Linked DNA regions of Homo sapiens: regions 2 and 3 are each linked to region 1. A link is a contact called in ENCODE Hi-C or POLR2A ChIA-PET data. All regions are on one chromosome and are shown on one strand. Each heading gives the region's core, a stretch centred on a gene start or an enhancer-like site at or near the end of the contact. The rest is flanking DNA. Distances are from core to core; before and after follow the strand shown.

Region 1 (4,452 bases), core at 366-2,865:
TATTTCTGTAGAATTTCCCCATATATTAAATCTATGGTTTATTATAACAAAAACTTTTTAAATTAAACACTACTCTATTGTCATGACCAGGTCCTCACGGGGCAGAAGCGGATTTACCAAGACCTGCACCGAGTACCGTCTCGGGAACCCCTACCTTTTCAAACACCTCTTCCTTCTCCCTGCGCTTCCGTTTTCGGGGTCTCCGGTTCACTCCAATCCATTTCGTGACCTGAGGTTCAAAAACCACAGCATTTCAAAGAAGGCGACAGGGTCCTGACGGCCATCCCCCAGCGCGAGAAAGCAGAGACCCCCGGCCTCGCGACCTGGTCTTCCCCGCACCTCGGGAGGCCACCCGCGCCCGCCCGCGGAACTCGCCGGGCGCCTCACCGCAGGGGCCGCGACCTTCGTCACGGCCGCTCCCCGCGCCCGAGCCGGAGCCTGGCGGGTAGTCCCCGCACCCGCGCGCCGCAGCGCAGAGCCAGGGCCTCTCGCCAGCCGCGGTCTCGCGCCGGCGCCACCGGGGCGCAGGGACCGCGCCGCCCGCACTCACCTCGGCGCGCACTTGCCGCGCAAGCCCGCACTCCGCCCCGGCGCGACGCTCCCTCTGCAGCGGCTGCGGGGGAAGAGGACACAGTCAAGTTTACCGCGGGAGCGGCCCCGGCCTCCCTGCCCCGCGCCCGCTAACTCGGCGTGCCCGCCCCGTACCTCGCCCGCGGCCGGGGAGGACGCAGCGGCGGCGCCGGAGCCCGCGCCCTGCGCCCGCCCGGGGTCCGCATCACCTCAGGCGCGGCGCGGGCGGCGGGCGCGGGGCCTGGGCGGCGGCGCGGGCGGGCGGGCGGGCACCGAGCGGGGGCGGGGCCTGCCTTAAAGGTATAGCGGCCGCGCCGCCTCCCGCAGGTCGCCCTCCCGCCCGCGCCGGCATTGTATTGTTCTCCCCACGAACGGCGTGCTCCCGCTCCCGGGCTCCGGCCGCCCCGCGCCCCCGCGCACCTTGCCCCCGCCACCCCTCCCCGGGCTCCGGCCGCCCCGCGCCCCCGCGCACCTTGCCCCCGCCACCCCTCCCCCGGCTCCGCGCCCTGCGAGCGGCTTCCCGGCAGCGAGAGGGGCCCGCGCCGCCCGCCGCAGGCTGGAGGGAGCGGTGGCGGGGAAGGAACCCCGCCCGTAGCCAGCGTAGCGCGCTCCTGGAGTCGGAAACCTGGTCCCGGTGGCTTTCGCGCAGGGAAAGTAACTTTCCTAGTGGAGTTTTCTCCGGGACCGGGTTCTACGCCCTCGAGTAGACGTTTCCCAGTGGCCCCTCGGGGCTCCGGGCAGCGGCAGGTGACCTCCCGGGGGGCGAGGCCAGGGCGCAGAGAAACCCAGCCCCGCGCTCCCGCGAGTGTGGACCCGCAGCCCTCAGACTGCCGTGGACCCCCAGAACCACTGGGTAGAATTTAAAAAGAAGGGGTCAATCTGTTTTCATAATTAGGGAGAAAGTTTACACTTACTTTATAAAAATGTGCGATACCCCAAGATTTTCCTCCACCCGCCAAAGGCCTTCTCATCCGCATCAGCAGTTGCTGGAACCCGCCTGCCGGTGAGGGCGGGCCGGGGCGGAGAGTCGGGTTGTCCTGTTGCTTGCTGGGTCTTGACCATCCCTTTAACTTTATCACATTTCTTTAAAGAAAATCTGTCTTGCCCTCTCTTTATTGCTACTCCATCCTTCTTTCAAGATCAAAAGGTTTAGATCAAAGCCAAGATCAAACTCACTACTTTAAATAGCAGCAACTTTGCCATGGAGTATTTTACACAGAGGAGCTTAATGGAGACATCAGGAATTTATCCCTTCATTCCATATTCATAACTGGACTACTTAAAATTACACGGATGATGTATGTCTATTTCCTAAAACAAACAACAAGTCTGCTCAAATGAGGGATTCTTACTGTTTCCAGGAATACAAAAAAGTTGAAATCTAGAGAGCAATATAAATAGACGTGTTAACCATTTTGCGTCATTATTATAATAGCTAAGTGCTACGAAATGTGTGCTCATTTGCTAGAGATTTTTCAATGTGTTATTATATCTTTTAGTATAGACTGTACAGCCATCATATACAATTTTTTACTGTAAAGGAAATATATATAAATAGTTAATGGTTTGGAAATCTTGCACATAGGCAGGTAAATAATTATAAATGGTGAAGTGGATTATTCTGAGCTGCTTAATTTTAAAGGGAAAGAGAACTTTAAACTCTTCAACCTTTTATGCTGCTAATAAGAGTTCCACAATCAATAGAAATCTATCTTGGCAGGCACTTCCTTTTACCCACTAGAATTTTTTTCCTTGGGAGTTCACGATCCCCAGAAACTGTGATATGAGCCATTCAATATTGATGTACTAAAACAGTGCTCTGCTTAAATACAGTTTTTCAACATACAGTCTTGGAAGAAACAAAATCCAAAATAAATTCCAATAGTCCAGTAACAGGAATAAAGACAACTATTGCAAATTAAATCTTACAGACTTATATGAAAGCTGTTGTTAACAGCTGGGTACTAGTTATTTGAAAAGTTTTTTCCCTTTGCAGTTTTTAACTGGTTGCAGTCACACACGCGCGCGCGCGCGCACACACACACACACACACACACATTCTTAATTCTATAAATCCCATTGAACCACTGGAAAGATCTTAGAAACTGAGACCTGGAAACCCTGTCTTGCTCTGCTACTGACACAGTCTCCTTTCTTCCTAGCACCCAGATCATGGATAACCTAACGGTTTCCGGCATGAGCTGAACAAAGGAAACAGCCTACTGTCACTCTGCTCTTCTAGGATTTTGCTAAGTAGGAAGCAAAAGCTGTGACCCATCCTAATTGCCTCTTGTCTCGTTTGTCCTTTGTCCCCCAACTCTCCTCCCAATTGCCATCCCAGAATCCATCCTCCACAGAGAAGCCAGAATGGTACGTCCAAAGGTAATTCAAATGATACCACTTTGCTTCACTGAGAATGCTTTTCCATCTCTTCTTTGCGTGGTAGCCCACTTATCCTCTAGTTCTGGGTTTAAGCAGCGCTTTTGCAGAAAGGTCTTTCCTTACTCCCCAGTCCAAATTATGTCACTCCACTATACTTTCTAATAACATTCTGTTTATTTCCTTTAGAGTGATTCTTAGAGCAGTTTTAAGTTTATAGAAAAACTGAGCAGAAAGCAGAGTTCCCATATTTGTACCCACTCACCAGCTTCCCCATATTTAACATATTGCATTAGTATATTTATTATAACTGAGGAACCAATATTGATACATTATTATTCACTAAAGTCAAATTTACATTAGGGCTCACTCTGTGATGTTCAGTTATTATAGCTCTTTTAAAAATGTACTGAACGTCTCTCTCCCCAGCTGGATTTTATGCCCCAAGAAGAAAGAGATCCCGTATCTTTTGTTCTTGATTTTTGTTCAGTCCACCAGAAACATTGCCTGGCATATACTAGAAATTCAATAAATATGTTATATAGTGAATGGAAGGATAAAGGAACAAATGAAGGACACCTAAAATTTCAAGGGGGAGAAGTCTTAAAATGAATATCTTTCTAATTACCTCCTGTTTGTTTCACCACTAAAATGCTTAATTTGTAAAGAGGCTAGAATTTTACATTTTTACAAAAGGGAGACCATGGGATATTAGTTATATTGCCAGGGTAACTTTATAAACAGGCTGTGCACGGTGGCTCACACCTGTAATCCCCGCACTTTGGGAGGCCGGGGTGGGAGGATCTCTTGAGCCTAAGAGTTCAACACCATCCTGGGCAACATAGCAAGACCCCTGTCTCTACAAAAAAAAAAAAAATCAGCCAGGCATGGTGGTGTTAGCCTGCGGTACCAGCTATCTGGGAGGGTGAGGTGGGAGGATCACTTGAGCCCGGGAGGCAGAGGCTACGGTGAGCCATGATGGCACCACTGCACTCCAGCCTGGGCAACAGAGTGAGATCCTGCCTCAAAAAAATATTAATAAGTAAATAACGATAAATTTTAAAAAATTGAAATGAGAAAGGTTCCTAATTCTGTCACATATGAATCACTAAAATTATATTCCAGCATGGTGCTACAAGCTGAATTTAATCTAGAATGAAAGATTTACATATTGCATGACACGGAAAAAATACTTTTCTATTGTGTTCAATCCAGCCTGAACACATTTCTCCTGTTGTCTACCTGAATCTCCCCTTCTTCACAGGCTGATGCCAATGAAGGTAGGGTGTAGAGAAACTGGAAGACCGCTTTTTTAAAAACTGGAATTCTATAGTGGGGGACAGGTATTCTAATTACTGTCTTTGAGAATGTAGTAAAAGCACTTTAAAGCTGTCTCTTAAAACAGATGTTTTCTATCTGAATTGTATCTTTAAAAATGCCTCATCCAGTAGATACGCATGTTTTGAAAGGAAGTTGTTCTAAGAAACTTTTTTTGTCAAAGCA
Region 2 (4,187 bases), core at 998-3,497, 350 kb after region 1:
ATAAAATCCTAGAAAATACAAAGTAGTCTATGGTGACAAAAGCAGACCAGTTGTTGCCCGAGTCTGTGTGAGAGGGAAGGGGTGGAGGGAGAGATGACAAAATTACACGAGGAAATTTCTGGGGGCAATGGATAGATATTGCAGGGACCAAGGGAAAAAGCTCCCCTGCATCCTCTAAAAACTTGCTGAAAAATCAATTTATAAAAGGCAGACTAATACTAGAAACAGCATACAAATTTATCAACGTGCATGGAGGGAAAATCACAGAAAGATGACCCCAACCCCCACGGGTGCAGAAGCTTGTGTATCTCCTCGAGGTTACAGAGAGAACAGGGGATCTGAGGGTGGCCCACAGTGGGTTAAGATGGCAAGTCGGGGGGGCCAGGTGCGGTGGCTCACGCCTGTAATCCCAACAGTTTGGGAGGCTGAGGCGGGTGGATCACCTGCGATCAGGAGTTCGAGAGCAGCCTGGCCAACATGGTGAAACCCTGTCTCTACTAAAAATACAAAAATACCAAAAAAAAAAAATAGCTGGGCGTGGTGGCATGCACTTGTAGTCACAGCTACTCGGGAGGCTGAGACAGGAGAATCGCTTGAACCTAGGAGGTAAAGGTTGCAGTGAGCCGAGGTCACACCACTGCACTTCAGCACCTCAGCATGGGCAATAGAGCGAGACTCCGTCTCAAAAAAAAGAAAAGAAAAAAAAGATGACAAATCAGCTTATGGCAGGGGCAGAAGAGGAGGCCTGGCTCACAAAGATGGTCTCTATGGACGCAAACCTCCCCCAGCAAGACAGCTTTTCAGCTATTCTTGGATTTCTAGCCCTTTTGAATAGCCATCTTAAAATATGCCAAAAAGTATATTTTGGAGTGAAATATTTTCATTTCCTTCAATATACTTATTATTCTGATTGTGGTGGTAGTTCCATGGGTATAGACATGTGAAAACATACCAAAGTGTGTATTTTCAGTGTGTGCAGTTTCTTGTCTGTTAATTGCACCTTGATGAAGCTGTTTTGAAAAAGGAAGATCTTCTTAGGATTCCTCACTTCCTGTGACTCTCCCACAGCAGCTGGGGGAATGGGCCAAGAGCAGAATCTGGTGACAAAGTAGCCTTGGGTGGCTTGGTTGGCCACACACGCCACTGAAAGCACCTCTCCCAGGAATCCAGTCGCCTCCAGTGCCTGCTGAAGCAAGAAAACCCTCCAAAGGATGACTCCAGCTGTGTCTGCATCATAATTAAGGCTGCAAAAACCCAAAATGAATGAAGTCTCCCCAGCTAATGTGCCACTTCTAATTTAATCTAATTGGCCTCTGAAAGAGAGCCTTGGCCTGCCTCAGAGGCAAAATCTTCCAAATGAAGTGAATTTAAACTAATTTAAGCTAACTAATTACAAACTGGGGGGTATTGTCACAAGACAATTGTTATTGTTCTTTGATTGCTTGCTCAACTGGATTATTTGCTCATTACCTTCAGAGCTGTTGGGACTTTCATGGGGTGCCCCTTGCCGCACATCAATAAGGCATTCTACAAGGCAGCCTGGAGTGGAGGGTCCCCACACCAGATTGGCATGGGAGCGCTGAGGATTAGCTTGGCTTTCTGCGTGTTTGGAGAATCTTAAAGCAAATGCACAGCATGTGCTGCTCATTCAAATAACCTGCAGCTAACTACACCTCTTTTTGGAGACGTAAGTTTTTCTTTAGCTTCGGGATGTAGGTTATGAGTTTTGAGGTCATCTGTTGAACCAACCTCTTTATTGTTCAGTCGTTCTGACCTTGAGATGCAGCTCGTTATACCTGGGTAGAGATCTGAAGCAAAAGTGGGGAGAAAAAAAAGACCTGTATCCAAGCCTGTTTCTCAGCAGCTGTGTGAGGTAGCTGTGCTGCCACACCTCTCTGAGCCACAGGCAGAGATCTGGTGGAAAACGCATGAAATTTGCAGACCCATCTATCTGCTGCTTCTGGTTTGAGCTTCAGTTCCCTCCTCCCAGGCATGTTAAATTTAGCCTACAGCTGCCTCCTTACTTATTTTAAGTGTAACAAATGTTATGTTACATTTGGGACCTGTGTGGCTAAAGGCTTCTCTGCACAAAGGGAACTGTCACTTAACTGGATGTGAAAGGGGCTGTAACCTACTCTTGTGACAAGCAACCATACTTCAACCACTCACAGGTGGCCAAGTCTTCCAACTGTGTTCGAGTAAGGCCAACGCTGAGCTGTAGCCAATCAGGCTGTTTCTCTGCCTCACTTCTGTTTTCTGTGCTTCACTTTCCGTTCTCTGCCCGTAAAGACTCTCACCACACGGCAGCACCAGAGACGCTCTGAACCTCTTCTGGTCAGGGGGCTGCCTGATTCCCATATCATTCTTTGCTCAATTAAACTCTGTTAAATGTAGTTTGCCTCAGTTTTCCTTTTAACAGGCAGAAACTACCACCTCACAGAATTGCTATGAAGACTGAACATGGTCACTCTGTGAAAACATTTCATAAACTGTGTGTCGCTTGCGAATGCTGTTATTTTTCTCATCTGTAAAATAAAGGAATTCAACCAGGGGATTTGAATAGTTTCTGTATTCATTTCCTGTGGCTGCCATAACCAAGCACCACAAATCGGGTGGTTCATAGCCACAGAACTGTGTCCTCCTGCGGTTCTGGAAGCCGAGTCTGAAATGAAGGTGGCGGCAGGGCTGTCCTTCCTCTGACGGCTCAGGACGAGTCCTCTCCTGCCTCCTCCAGCTCCAGGCGCTCCTCAGCATGTGGCTGCTTCGCTGGGTCTCTGTCCCACCTCCACATCACCTTCTGCTCTGTGTGTTTCAAATCTCTCTCTGCCTTTCTCTTGTGAGGACACTTGTAATTGGGTTTAGGGCTCACCTGGGTAATTCAGGATGATCACATGGCAACAGCCTTCACTTGATTACATCTTCAAAGACCCCATTTCCCAAATAAGGCCACCATCCCAGATTCTGGGTGGACACTGTGGGCAGTGGCACCATATTCAGCCCACTGCAGCCCTCCTTAGCTCTGTGGTCCTATCTTCTTCTGGATGTTACCATTTGGTCTAAATTTCAACCAGTCTGAGTTGCATATTGAGTGGTACAAAAGCAATGGCCACATTTGATGTTTCTTGTCTGAGAATGTATGTTTCTTCAATATTTCCATGAAAAATATGCATCGAATATTTTACTACGGTAGGAGTAGGGGCCAAGTATAGGGCAAAAACTTATTGATTACAAGTTTATGCAAATTAGACAGCAAAATGAAAATTTCAAGCAGCCTTGGCACTACAACAAAAAAGTCTGTCTAGCAAGAGATTGGATTTAATTATTAAGAAAGTTGGGGGCCGGGCCTGGTGGCTCATGACAGTAATCCCAGCACTTTGGGAGGCTGAGGTGGGTGGATCACCCGAGGTGGGGAATTTGAGACAAGCCTGACCAACATGGAGAAACCCTGTCTCTCCCAAAAATACAAAAATTAGCTGGATACGGTGGCACATGCCTGTAATCCCAGCTACTCGGGAGGCTGAGGCAGGAGAATCGCTTGAACCCAGGAGGTGGAGGTTGCGGTGAACCGAGATTGCACTATTGCACGCCAGCCTGGGCAACAAGAGCGAAACTCTGTCTCAAAAAAAAAAAGAAAAAAGAAAAAGAAAGAAAGTTGGGAGAGTGACTGTCCCACTGTGCTGTTTGATAGAATCAGTGTCTCTGGGTTAGTGGCTTTTGGCAGATGTCTGCTAGTCTAAAAAGCCACAGTTGAGGGTAGAAAGAAGAAGATTCTAGAAAGAATGCTCATAATGGACAATAATAGCTCTTTCTACTTCCGGGGAATCTTTCCATTTGGGAACACTGAAGTGCTTTGCAGACAGTCGTTACAATTACACAAGCGTTGGGATGTCCATGTTCTCGCTTCCTCATGTTAGACATTGAGCCACTGAGGAAGTCTAAGGACATGGGGTGTGTCATTGGAGAAGTGCCCCTAGCTGACTGTTGAGGGTAAGCAGAGCCACAGCCTCCAGATTTTATTCAAGGTGAAATGGACATTGGGTGAGCTCTCTTGTTCTCAGATGATCTGCTTTATAGTACAGGACTAGGGCCATAGCAGTTGCCATCAAAGTGGCTGGATTTCAATTACCTCCAGCCTGTGGACTGACAAGGTCTGGGTCGACTGTCCCTCCCTCCCTTAGGCTGGACGT
Region 3 (4,004 bases), core at 825-3,324, 400 kb after region 1:
TCTACGGAGGGATATTTCTGTACCCCGCTAACAAGAAGAGCCCCAATGGAAAGGTAAGGGTGTCCCCTGGAGAGGGAGTGAGGAGCAGATTTCACTTGCAGCCCACGCGATTTAGTTTAGGAAGAAGAAAGGTTTTGCTAGCTATTACGCTCCATGCTAGGTTGCTACGTGTGTCTGTAGCATATTCTTTTGTGGATTAAAGGTAAAGCCAGACGATATCAACTAAAGATAAAAATAGTCTCTTGAGAGCCCTTCCAGTGCTATGGCAAAAGAGAATGAACGGTCAGGACGAGGACTGAAAGTCCTTAGGGCTTCCAGTGGATACAGGGCTTGGCTGGGGCAAAATGAATTCCATTCATAAAGTGAAATGAAACAACCCAGCCTCACTTCCAAGGCAGCGAATCAAATGTGTATCCTCAGTAGAAGTCTTCTTTGATTGCTTTCAAAAGGTGTAAAACAGAGGTAACTAGTGAGTCAACATCCACTACTTGGAAAACGATACCTTTTAGGGGAGGAAAGAATCTCTGGGGAAACCTAGAGCTTTCAGGTGAGCCGTCACCACCGACTCACTAGTCCAAGCCCATGGTGTTCCCAGCAGGCTGCAGGGTGGCTGTGCTCCCTCACGCTCGCTCAGAGCTGCCCTGCTTTCCTTCTGCCAGGGTGACAGTGTGCTTCCTTCCCAAGTATTGTGTCCTTCTTATGTTTTCCCAGTGGACAGATGGCTTTTTAGGCAGAGTCTTACTCGTCGCCCAGGCTGGAGTGCAGTGGCGCGATCTCAGCTCACTGCAGCCTCTGCCTCCTGGGTTCAAGTGATTCTCCTGCCTCAGCATTCTGAGTAGCTGGGATTACAGGTGCCCGCCACCACGCCCGACTAATTTTTATATTTTTAGTAGAGACGGGGTTTCACCTTGTTGACCAGGCTGGTCCTGAACTTCTGACCTCAAGTGATCCACCCGCCACAGCCTCCCAAAGTGCTGGGATTACAGGCATGAGCCACCACGCGTGGCTGCCTTTTTTTTTTTTAATGCAAGAGGAGAACAGGAACAACAGTTCCCTTAAACACAAAACCTATGTGTTTGGATGTATTTGGGTCTGTTTGCAGCATGTGGCATCCAGAATGAAGGCATTTCTATTTACTGAAACCATCATCCAGCTGTAGCTGCCTCGGGCATATCAACCTGTGTGGTTAGCCTGCTTTCCAGCACTTTTCTCTAAAGTCCCCCGAAATTGTTCCTGAACACAAATATTGAGGCTCCTTCTTTTTTTTTTTGGTTTTTCAAAACTAGCCATGACACCTATGTGGAAATAGACTCAGGAAACACCTGCAGAAAGCTGTCGCTCAGTAGGCAGACTGCATGAAAAGGCATACAATAAAAAAGTTAATATTTAAAGGTGAATGCCAAGACGTATAATACACTGAATTCCAACCCAAAAGCCTTCGGAGAATCGTAAAAGGAATGCACACAGAGTTGCAAACAATATCACACTGTTTGGAGGAGCCGGTCTGCTTTCCAGATGTCTGTAGCCAGACACCACCATGGATTTTTTTTATTGCTTTTAGAATAGGCGAAGCTCCATCCAACACACACAGAATCACTCATTAAGTCCAGTTTCCATGGTATAAAGAGAAGGCAATGATCGCTTCTGCCAAAATGTCATTCTGTCCAGTATGCAGGTGGTCTGTCTCACATTTGCATCAGGTAATCTATTGCTGGCACTGGCTTGATGAATGGTTGAATTTAACCAAATGGTTAACTGTTTTGTCTCAGATGCAACCTGGGGTGGGAGGAAACTTTTACAGCCTCACAGGAAGGAAAAATACAGTATTCGTTCCCTTGGAAACTCCCACCAGCTCTGCATGTTTTGCTGCAGAAAAGTCTCTTTTTTACGCAATACCTTCTGATACAAGGAGGCCGCTACCCGGTCTTGTTTTCCAGCTGAGACTGCTGTACGAATGCAACCCCATGGCCTACGTCATGGAGAAGGCTGGGGGAATGGCCACCACTGGGAAGGAGGCCGTGTTAGACGTCATTCCCACAGACATTCACCAGAGGGCGCCGGTGATCTTGGGATCCCCCGACGACGTGCTCGAGTTCCTGAAGGTGTATGAGAAGCACTCTGCCCAGTGAGCACCTGCCCTGCCTGCATCCGGAGAATTGCCTCTACCTGGACCTTTTGTCTCACACAGCAGTACCCTGACCTGCTGTGCACCTTACATTCCTAGAGAGCAGAAATAAAAAGCATGACTATTTCCACCATCAAATGCTGTAGAATGCTTGGCACTCCCTAACCAAATGCTGTCTCCATAATGCCACTGGTGTTAAGATATATTTTGAGTGGATGGAGGAGAAATAAACTTATTCCTCCTTAAAAAAAAGTCTCCCTTGCTTTGTGTCAAATAATAATGATGATGACAATAATAACTGCTGATGCATATAACATTAGATAACTCATTTAATCTTCACAATAACCCAATGAATCAGATACTCTGAATAATCCATTTTATAGATGACAAAATGGACGAGGAGAGGTGAAGTAATTGGCTCAAGGCTTCCAGCCAATGAGTGGCAGAGTGGGGACCTGAATGCAGGCAGCCTGGCCACTGTGAGCCAGCATACGGCTTCTCCTTCATGTCGTCCCGTTCAGGCCTGGCCCATCATTCCCCAGCCTTGTTCAGGATTGCAGCTGAGGAACCATGCAGCCTGAACATGGCGACTCACGCCCTCCTAGAAATGGGGGAGCTAATGGCTTAGTGGTGGTACCTGCATGTGACCCTCTGGCCTCCCAAACATGGATGTAACCATCTGAATCCCAAGTGAAAGTTTACTGTTTACCCAGTGGTGATTTTTCTTTTTCTTTCTTTCTTTCTTTCTTTTTTTTTTTTTTTTTTTTTGACGCGGAGTCTTACTCTGTCTCCCAGGCTGGAGTGCAGTGGCGCAATCTCGGCTCACTGCAACCTCTGCCTCCTGGGTTCAAGCGATTCTCCTGCCTCAGCCTCCCGAGTAGCTGGGATAACAGGCACCCATCACCACACCCAGCTAATTTTTGTATTTTTAGTAGAGACGGGGTTTCACCATATTGGCCAGGCTGGTCTCAAACTCCTGACCTCATGATCTGCCTGCCTCAGCCTCCCAAAGTGCTGGGATTACAGGTGTGAGCCACTGCGCCCAGCCACCCAGTGGTGATTTTTCTATAAAAGCACGGCACTTAACTCACAAAGGCTAATAGTTCCTACAGTCTAGTTACCATAAGAAAAAGGATTCACTACAAGAACAGGGTTTAAGGAAATGCAATTTGTTGCAAGCAAGCAGGCTTCTCACTAAACTCTCTATAGAAACAGTTTCTCCCTCCGCTAACCCTGGTCTTACTGGACCAGAGTCCAAGATCGTGGCAAGCTCTGTCAGGCACTAAGTAACACCTGTGGCCCTCCTTGAGCTCTAGATATAAAATGGATCTATCCATATGATTCCACTTGGGAACTGAAAACATGTGTGTATGTGAATCCTGCTTCTTCCCCTCCAAACACTCCCCATTCATTTCACATTTTCCCAGCAGGAAATTGATCTTGAGCATTGGATCTGCTTCTGCCCACTGACCAGACAGACCCAAAGCCAATATTTCTCCACTCCAGCTGGGGCTGCCCTCTGGGAAAGTCCCCTGACGCACAAAGCACCTCTTGAGTTTTAAACTTCTTGTAACTCAGCTGGCATCTGGTTCTCAAAGCATGAAGGGAGAGAAATATGGTCTGGGAGCCTTTTCCATATATATATCAGGGTGCAGTGGCTCACACCTGTAATCCCAGCACTTTGGGAGGCCAAGGCGGGCGGGCGGATCACAAGGTCAGGAGATCAAGACCATCCTGGCTAACACAGTGAAACCCCGTCTCTACTAAAAATACAAAAAATAGTTGGGCGTGGTGGCGGGCGCCTGTAGTCCCAGCTACTCAGGAGGCTGAGGCAGGAGAATGGCATGAACCCGGGAGGCAGAGCTTGCAGTGAGCCGAG

The links. A loop is a pair of places that touch in the nucleus more often than their neighbours do. ChIA-PET counts read pairs that join two places held with the same protein, here RNA polymerase II (POLR2A). Pooled maps may share reads with other maps.
Region 2: a pooled map shows a loop between it and region 1 (2.8-fold over the local background). The contact joins two enhancer-like sites. A Hi-C loop is called at or near these places in 1 of 168 maps with a recorded cell type or tissue (mammary epithelial cell), 3 of 37 single-sample maps with no recorded cell type and 9 of 50 pooled maps. POLR2A ChIA-PET finds 5 or more read pairs at or near these places in 4 of 52 experiments (A549, Caco-2, HepG2 and 1 more).
Region 3: a loop to region 1 is called in a pooled map, with 2.2 times the contacts of the local background. The contact joins two enhancer-like sites. A Hi-C loop is called at or near these places in 1 of 50 pooled maps. POLR2A ChIA-PET finds 5 or more read pairs at or near these places in 2 of 52 experiments (PC-9 and activated T-cell).

Annotation. Positions count from the first base shown.
Region 1 is chr9:95,001,319-95,005,770 of GRCh38, reverse strand. It overlaps AOPEP (aminopeptidase O (putative)), which reads right to left. Exons shown (of 17, transcript NM_001193329.3): 12 at 551-613; 13 at 155-229. Among named protein-coding and RNA genes, the nearest start is that of AOPEP-AS1, 58 kb to the right of the region's middle. RefSeq lists silencers at 431-720, 811-1,000, 1,011-1,260. Within about 2 kb of position 1,615, at least 29 of the 41 ENCODE cell types and tissues checked have a DNase peak (open chromatin) inside an H3K27ac peak, as active enhancers do.
Region 2 is chr9:94,654,436-94,658,622 of GRCh38, reverse strand. No RefSeq gene overlaps it. Among named protein-coding and RNA genes, the nearest start is that of FBP1, 17 kb to the right of the region's middle. Within about 2 kb of position 2,247, at least 9 of the 41 ENCODE cell types and tissues checked have a DNase peak (open chromatin) inside an H3K27ac peak, as active enhancers do.
Region 3 is chr9:94,601,506-94,605,509 of GRCh38, reverse strand. It overlaps FBP1 (fructose-bisphosphatase 1), which reads left to right. Exons shown (of 7, transcript NM_000507.4): 6 at 1-53; 7 at 1,938-2,377. The coding sequence ends at 2,129. Among named protein-coding and RNA genes, the nearest start is that of FBP2, 9.7 kb to the right of the region's middle. Within about 2 kb of position 2,074, at least 6 of the 41 ENCODE cell types and tissues checked have a DNase peak (open chromatin) inside an H3K27ac peak, as active enhancers do.